Linked DNA regions of Mus musculus: region 1 is linked to region 2. A link is a contact called in ENCODE POLR2A ChIA-PET data. All regions are on one chromosome and are shown on one strand. Each heading gives the region's core, a stretch centred on a gene start or an enhancer-like site at or near the end of the contact. The rest is flanking DNA. Distances are from core to core; before and after follow the strand shown. Region 1 holds the start of Papss1 (3'-phosphoadenosine 5'-phosphosulfate synthase 1). Region 2 holds the start of Hadh (hydroxyacyl-Coenzyme A dehydrogenase).

Region 1 (3,704 bases), core at 964-3,463, 290 kb after region 2:
ATTTATAAGTACAAAGAAAAACTTCCTCTCAGGTGTCTCTGGTTAAGAGGGAAACTATAGCAAAACCTATCTTGGAAGAGGTTTCTGTAACATGGATTTGAGATGACATCAGAAAGCAGGACTCAACAGTGTTCAAACTACTGCCCAGGACACGAGCTTGCATCACAAAGATTTGACAGTTAAATTATGCTCAGTGGCTCGACTTAGGTATCAGGAATTCATCTGGCTCTTGCTTTTTGGACACCTGGACGGTGCACTATCATACTGTTGGAAAAGCACTACTGCTACACAGCAAAGTAAAAAGTTGGTTCAACAGCACCTCTCAAGGATTTGTTCTTAAAATACGTTTATAAGCACCGGAACTTAAATACACTCGGTTGTCCCTTTTATTTTGTAGCTGTCCCTTTAGTCTTCTCATTGTGGCCTTTTTGATGGGCGAACGCTTCAACAGAGTTTAGCTGTAAGGACCAATTTAGTCAATTAGGACTCCCATGGCTCCAGCTGTATCTATGCACTATTTCCCTTGAGCAGGAATGGGGGCTCTCTGAGAAATGGCTGGTTCTGGGTGGCACCCGCCCCCACCACCTTAGTCTGAAACTTAGAATCTTTTAAAAGAAAACAATTATTTTTTTAGGTGCATACAAAAGAATAGGTTTCTTTATGACATTTTCATAAATATATGTGATTGGCCTTTGTCCACATTTTCTTGTTTATCATTGTCCTTATTTTTAGTCTTTTAGTCTCATTCTTGTGACTGCTATAAGCAGAATTTAGAATTGTATTGAAATTCAGTCCTATATACTATTAGATTAAGAATCCCCTAGATAGAGCTAAAGGATGGAACACGCCTTGAATCCCAGCACTCAGGAGTGAGAGGCAGGTGGATCTCCGAGTTTGAGGTCAGCCTGGTTTACAGAGTGAATTTCAGGACAGCCAGGGCTATAAAGAGACATCCTGACTCAAGAACACAAAAACAAACAAACCAGAAAGAAAGAAAGAAAGGAAGAAAGGAAGAAAGAAAGAAAGACAAAACAAGCAAGCAATAAAGACATTTTATATATATGGTGGAGGAATAAGATCTGATTTGCATGTTAGAAGTACCTGTCTGACACTATTGAGAACAGAGAGGTTGGCAGAGGAGTGATACTTGTTGTGTGCGTCTCTCTGTGTGCGTGGTGTGTATGTGTGTGTGTGTGTGGTGTGTGGCGCGTGTATCTGTGCAATGACGACTCCTGTTAGACGTGGAGGAGGGAGATTAATTTGAGACTTTGTCAGTGGAGCAAATAGGAACTGACTTGCTAGCAATAGGCTATGCAAGTAAGCCTCAAGTGTTGATTGATATGTGTGTGTGTGTGTGTGTGTGTGTGTGTGTGTGTGTGTGATCACTGGTCGTCATCAGTAGCGGAGTAAGCAGCTAAATTTTGTGAGACTGTGGATGTTTGCAGTTATGGTTATGGTGAGCTTAAAGTTATGGGGATGAGTGCGAAGGGTTATAACTCCTGGAGAAGGCCTCCCCCTCCCAGCCCCATTCTTTTACGAACTGATCATGGACTATATGTGGTTGGAAATGCCCTTTATAGGTGAGCATTCCGCCTTGCGTACCAGGGAACCTGGATTTTAGTCCTCTATGAGTAGCAAGTACTAGAGAAGCCCCTTTGTGGCTAGTCAGCGGCAACAAACACTGCATAGAAATTTCCTGATAGAAAGCGGCTCTCCAAGTGGGAAAGGCGTCACCTTACAAATACTTTCTAATCCTTGATGAGATACAGTTGATGTCAAAAAAACATTGTGCACTGAGTAGGATTGCAAAGCGGTGAGCAACATGTAATGGTGAATTCACTTAAGTAATCCTACTTTTTGCAGGGCTGGGAAACATTTTTTCAAAGTCGGCCTAGTTGACAAGCGCACACATCGAGCCTGTGCAGTGTTTGCGGAAGAAAAGCTAGAGAGCAGCAGGAGCCCACGTCAGCTTCTTCCCCTACCAGCCTCAGCTCTAGGGAGCGTCTCCCACGCCCAGCTCTGCAGGCGTCGCTCCGCCTCGCTCACTGCGCATGCTCAGCATCTGAAGGCTCTCTTCAACAAACCCTCAGACCACGCCCCTCGTCCTGGGTCAAGGCGGAGCTTCAAGCGCCCCTCCTGGTGATTGGATGTTGAGGTCTCGACCCCGCGCCTCCGCTTCGCCCCGCCCTCCACGCTGCTCGGATGCCTAGCTCCAGCCGAGGCGATCACTAGCTGGAGCGCACGTCAGCGCGCGCCTGAGCCCGGGGTGCAGGCCCCGCCCCTTCTCCCTGCTCCGCCCCGCCCCTCGGCCTCTCTCCCACTGCTCGGCCCCGGGGCTCTCAGCAGCAGTGCATCCGCGCTCCGCGGCCATGGAGATTCCTGGGAGTCTGTGCAAGAAAGTCAAGCTGAGCAATAACGCGCAGAACTGGGTGAGTGGTGGCCGCAGGCCGGAGCGCGGGGAGCGTGGGTGGCTGTGGGAACCGCGGGCTGCCCGTGCATCCTGCGGGAGCCGGGGGCGGGGACCCGGGCGGCGGCGGCCGGTGAAGGCGAGTCCAGGCCCGGAGCTGTCCCCTAGGCTGGCGAGGCGGAGGGCTGCGGCGGAGGCAGACGGAGGCGCCTCTGCACGTTCCGGGTGTGCTTGGCCCAGGTTTGGGTCGGTCTCCGAGTCTTTACGTTTCTGAGTTGCAGTGTACTGAGAGAATAACAATGTGGTCATTCATGGATCGGGACTGCAGGACTGAGGTTCTTTGTGTCTCTGTTTTAAATTGGAATGTCGGACACAGACATACTTTTAAAGACTCGATTTCTGGTGACAGTTAGGTGTGGGAAGATTAATAGTTTCTAACATTGAACAGCGAGTGCCAGTTGGCTTCATTGGCCAAGTGCTATGGCTTCAGAGGGTCGTTTACTTCTGTAGTTTATTCATTGGTGGTGGCAGCTAAGATGGTAAGCGCGAAGCTGGAGACCATCCAACTTTGGAGGCTGCAAAGGCCCTGCTTCAGCGTTAGATGGATTTTTTTTTTCTTTTATTCCGCAGGTAACAGGATCATGAAGTTTAATTTAATCTTGTAAATCATCACCTGCCCTTGGTGAGTCAGGAGAAAGTTAAAAAAAAAAACGCTGTTTCAGGCTAGTGTTCTTTTGAAGTCATTGATTTGCCACGTCTGCTGTCAGATTCAAGAATTCTCACTGTCTTCTTTCATCCTTTACCTTAACTTCTTAGAAGGTGAGAGGGATGTGAGATAAAAGGGAGATTAGGAGGTTGGAAGGGACAGACTCCTGGCGTGGGCTCCAGTCCCCCGCCTTGCTGTTTGTAAGTTGGGTGATCTTGAGGACAGTCACTCCACTCTGAATCTCAGGTGACTGGAGGGTGTAACAGTGTGTCCTTCTCAGGATTGTCTTTCTGAGTAGAGAAGATAACGAAGGTGAAAGAGCAACGAAACCATTGCTCTGAAACTCCGATTCAGCATCACTATTGTTGCTAACAGGATTTTACGGATAGGGAGGTAAGTTGACTAAATTGGAGTATTTCAAAGAAGTTTCAGTAATACTGTCTGTCTATAAGTCATTTATTTAAAGATCATTTTGTTATTTTTTGAGTCTGAGTGTTTTCCCTGTGTGTATGTGTATGCACCAGGTGCGCGCCTGATGTTCCAGAAGGGTGTGTAGGATCCCCTTCGGGCTGCAGTTACAGGTAGTTGTGA
Region 2 (3,747 bases), core at 603-3,102:
GCACTAACTAGAACTGTTTGCTGCAAGGCCAAGTATAAGAAATGGACCATCTAAACCACTGGAACATAGTAGAGCTATTAATCAGGAAAGCAGTTTCCCCTGCAGGATCAGAATGGTCACCTAAAGTGACCCAGAGGAATGGCTGTTCCTTATGAATGCCCACTATTTAGATGGTGGGTGTTTGTTACACTTTTATTCAAAAAGTTCTGCTAGGAGTTGCATAGCTTTTCCTCTCCCCGCTTACATTTCCATAGGAACTCCCTGATCCAGCTGCTCGAGTATTTAATCCACAAATCCCTGATGCCCATCCTTGTCAATCACTTTAATCCACTCGTCTCAGGTCAAAGTTCGAGCACCTTACCCAGTTAATTCTAAGTGCTTCCCGTGCTTCAACACACTTTCTTTGGATAGACACAGCATCCACAAGACACAGCATCCTGCATTTGTGCAAAAGCTGCTAGATGCTTTCTAATTAGTTTCGAATCCAAAGCAGTTTGGGGGGAGGGGAGGAGAACCCTATTATCTTGTTAATAAGATGTTGCTTAAACATTGTTTAAGGGATACATTGTTTTTCTTGGACCTGGACAACCAATCTCATTCCTCACAGCCTTGAGTTTTTGTGGTGCAGAGGGATACAGCAGACTAGCTATATTTTCTCCAGCATAGCCATGTATGGTTTTTGTTGTTTAATTTAATGGACTTTGGAAGGAAGTGCAGTCAAGGCTAATAAATAGCAAGCATGCAAGTGTGCATTTGGTTGGGAAAAGACACTGACCTGCGAATACCCTCCCTAATTAAAATTAGGTAAGCCCTTCACTGCCACAACACTCAAACTGCAAAGGCCTCAAAAGATACGAATATAATAGCAAGTTCATGGAAAAAGATCAGAGCTCTCTACTGTGTGTAGGAAGTTAACTCTTAAGAGAAAATGGTACTACAGACATCGCAGTAGCCAAACTGCACAGTTGATTTTGAACTGTGCCTCAGCTGGCACCAGGCAAAGTCCCACAGAAGCCGATCAGAGATTAGAGACGTCTCAGAGCATAAACTATGCTTATCTCTGTCGCCCACTCTCTTGAGGTTCAGAGCTGGACAAGCACGCAGATTTCAGCACCGGGCACTGGGTCAAAGGTCAAAGTTTCCTGGCCCAGGCCTGGGCGGAGTCCCAGCAACTCCACAAACTCCCACTAGGTGACTTTCCAAACTGTTACAAAAGTGAAGGCCAACGAAGGAAACTTGTGGGAGAGGCAGGACACTTGGAAAGAAAAGTGCCCAGACCAACACCCAAAGAACTGTAAAGAAAAAAAGAAAGAAAGAACAAAGAAAAAACTTATCAGGAAAACTAAAAGAAACCGCAGCCCAGGTCTTGGCGAGCGGATTCCTGTCAGATCCAGGCAGTGAGCAAACACTCTGCAACTTTGCACGCACAACTGTGCACAGTTCAGCTCCAGTGTGCACGCGTGCACCAGCGCGCTCCACCGAGCCTTCCCCGGCCCGGCAGTTAGTTGAGAAGCATGCACGTAAGGATCGGGCCGAAGGCTGTAGTTCTGGGACACTGAAGCATGCTGCACCTTCTCGGACTTCATCAAACTATTTCCACCACACCCGGGGCGCGAGGCCCGCTCACCTGCGCGATGCCGGCGCCCATCAGCCCGCCGCCGATGACGGTCACATGCTTGATCAGGATCTTCTTGGCGGCCGCCGACGCAGAGGAAGAGGAGGACATGGAGCGCAAGAATTGCCTGGTCACGAACGCCATAGCTCAGTGCAGCAGCCGAGGAGGAGCAGTGGGGACAGCGCGAGAGGTCCCGGAGCGTCGTGGGCGGGGTCGGCGACGTTGGGGGCGGGGCCTCGAACACGCCCCACCCACCCGCCTCCTGCACAAGCTGCAGGTCCACCCCGCCCCCCCCCCCAGAGGGCGGTGCCAGGACTCAGGCCAGCATGGACTCCGGCAAAGCAGGGACCCACCAAGAGACAACCTGTAGTTGCCTTCACAATCTGGTGGGCTGGAGTTGTGATCGTGAGAATTGTGTTTAGAATGAGGACGGTAACCCCGGATAGAGAACACAGGAAGGGAAAGCCTGGCTATTGGCCAACTTTCTGCCTAGTACTGTGCTAGTGATAACAGAATTACTGCTGGTTTTACTTCTAAGCGTTCATCTGGTGCCCCCAAACTCACCGTCCAGAGGAAAGCCATCCGCCTTTCACCCCACTGGAAGAAATGATAGTTAATCCTGTGTGCAATGAAGCTCCCTGCAAAAGTCTCATCTGTGTCTCACATTCTGCAGAATAAAACTAACTTCCTGTCTGAATGTTAGAGCTCGAGTCCAAGTTCTCTCGGGCTGTTTCTAGTTACCCACCTCTGTATCTAACTTAGGTTACATCGAACTTAAGCAATGTGTTGCCTAGCAGACCACTTGCTCCCATCCGTCCCAAACTAAAACAGTTAAAACAACAACAACAATAACAACAACAACAAAAACAAACAAACAAACACCGGCATAAAACCCTAGGAAAAGAATTACTTGTTCCACTGTAACCTGCCTGCCCAGGGTCTTCAGCAATGTTCTGTAAGCCGATGGCTTTATGACCTTCTTGCTCTGTAGCTATAAAAAGTTTATGTAACTCTGTCAGCAGTGAACCTTGTCCTTCAGAATTGTTTCCATGCCTGTTCCCTGCCTCGGGCTCTTGCATGTGGCTGGGAAGAGACTCTCCTGCACTCCCTTTGAAGCAGGGGCTATGTTTTGCATTGACCCTTTGAATCTTATTTTTATATTTAATTCTTCAAAATAAGCAAAGCCTACTGAGTGCTACATTCCAGCCAAGTCACAAAAATAAAATAAAATAAAAGATACTAGGAACGGAGGTAGAAGGCTACCCACAGAAACCCAACAGCTTGAAGAATGAACACGTTTATGAAGGAAGGAAGGAATGTGTACAGCAGTCTGAGGAAAGATGCAAGACAGAGAGGAGAGGCCCCTATGGCTGAGTTGCCACTGAGAGAGGACAGCACATTTCCAGGAGGCTTGATGAGAGGGTTGCAACTCTTAGTTGTCATTTGGAAAGATGAAGTATAATCCAAGTTTGGTGCTGTGATACTATAATTTTCTCTTTCTTTCTTTCTTCCTCCCTTTCTCTCTTTCTCTCTTTCTTTCTTCCTCCCTCCCTCCCTCCCTCCCTCCCTCCCTCCCTCCCTTCCTTCCTTCCTTCCTTCCTTCCTTCCTTCCTTCCTTCCTTCTTTTCTTTCTTCATCCTTTCTTGTTTCTTTCTTCTCACCAGTGTATTATCTGTGCACTGTATGGATGTACGTCCGAGGAGGCCAGAGAAGGGCATCAGTTTCCTGAGCTTGGAGTTAGAGATGGTTGTGAGCCATCATGTGGGTGCTGAGAATCAAGCCCAGGTCCTCTGAAAGAGCAGTCAGCGCTCTTAACCACAGAGCCATCTCTCCAGCCCTATGATATATTCTCAAATGATATCTCTGTTGTAATATTTCATGTGTACCTCACACCCAAGGTAATGTACGTTTTCAGATCTCTGCTTTTCCTTGGGAAAGAATGATAAATGGGTCTTGATCCACTTGTGCTGCTACAACAAAACCCCCAAATGTCTCCTGGGAGCAAGGCAAACCCAAGTCAAGGTGCCATCAGGTTCATTTTCTGATGTCGACCCACTTTTAGCTCAAGGATAGTTCCTTGTATCTGCAGACGGTTGAAGGGTGTGATGGTGAATATTGATTGTCAAATGGAA

Evidence for each region. ChIA-PET counts read pairs that join two places held with the same protein, here RNA polymerase II (POLR2A).
Region 1: POLR2A ChIA-PET joins it to region 2 with 22 read pairs in Patski. The contact joins the promoter of Papss1 here to the promoter of Hadh in region 2. POLR2A ChIA-PET finds 5 or more read pairs at or near these places in 2 of 5 experiments (Patski and embryonic stem cell).

The regions. Positions count from the first base shown.
Region 1 is chr3:131,562,555-131,566,258 of GRCm38, forward strand. Papss1 (3'-phosphoadenosine 5'-phosphosulfate synthase 1) reads left to right here and starts at 2,214. Exons shown (of 12, transcript NM_011863.2): 1 at 2,214-2,429. The coding sequence starts at 2,370.
Region 2 is chr3:131,270,249-131,273,995 of GRCm38, forward strand. Hadh (hydroxyacyl-Coenzyme A dehydrogenase) reads right to left here and starts at 1,853. Exons shown (of 8, transcript NM_008212.4): 1 at 1,628-1,853. The coding sequence starts at 1,759.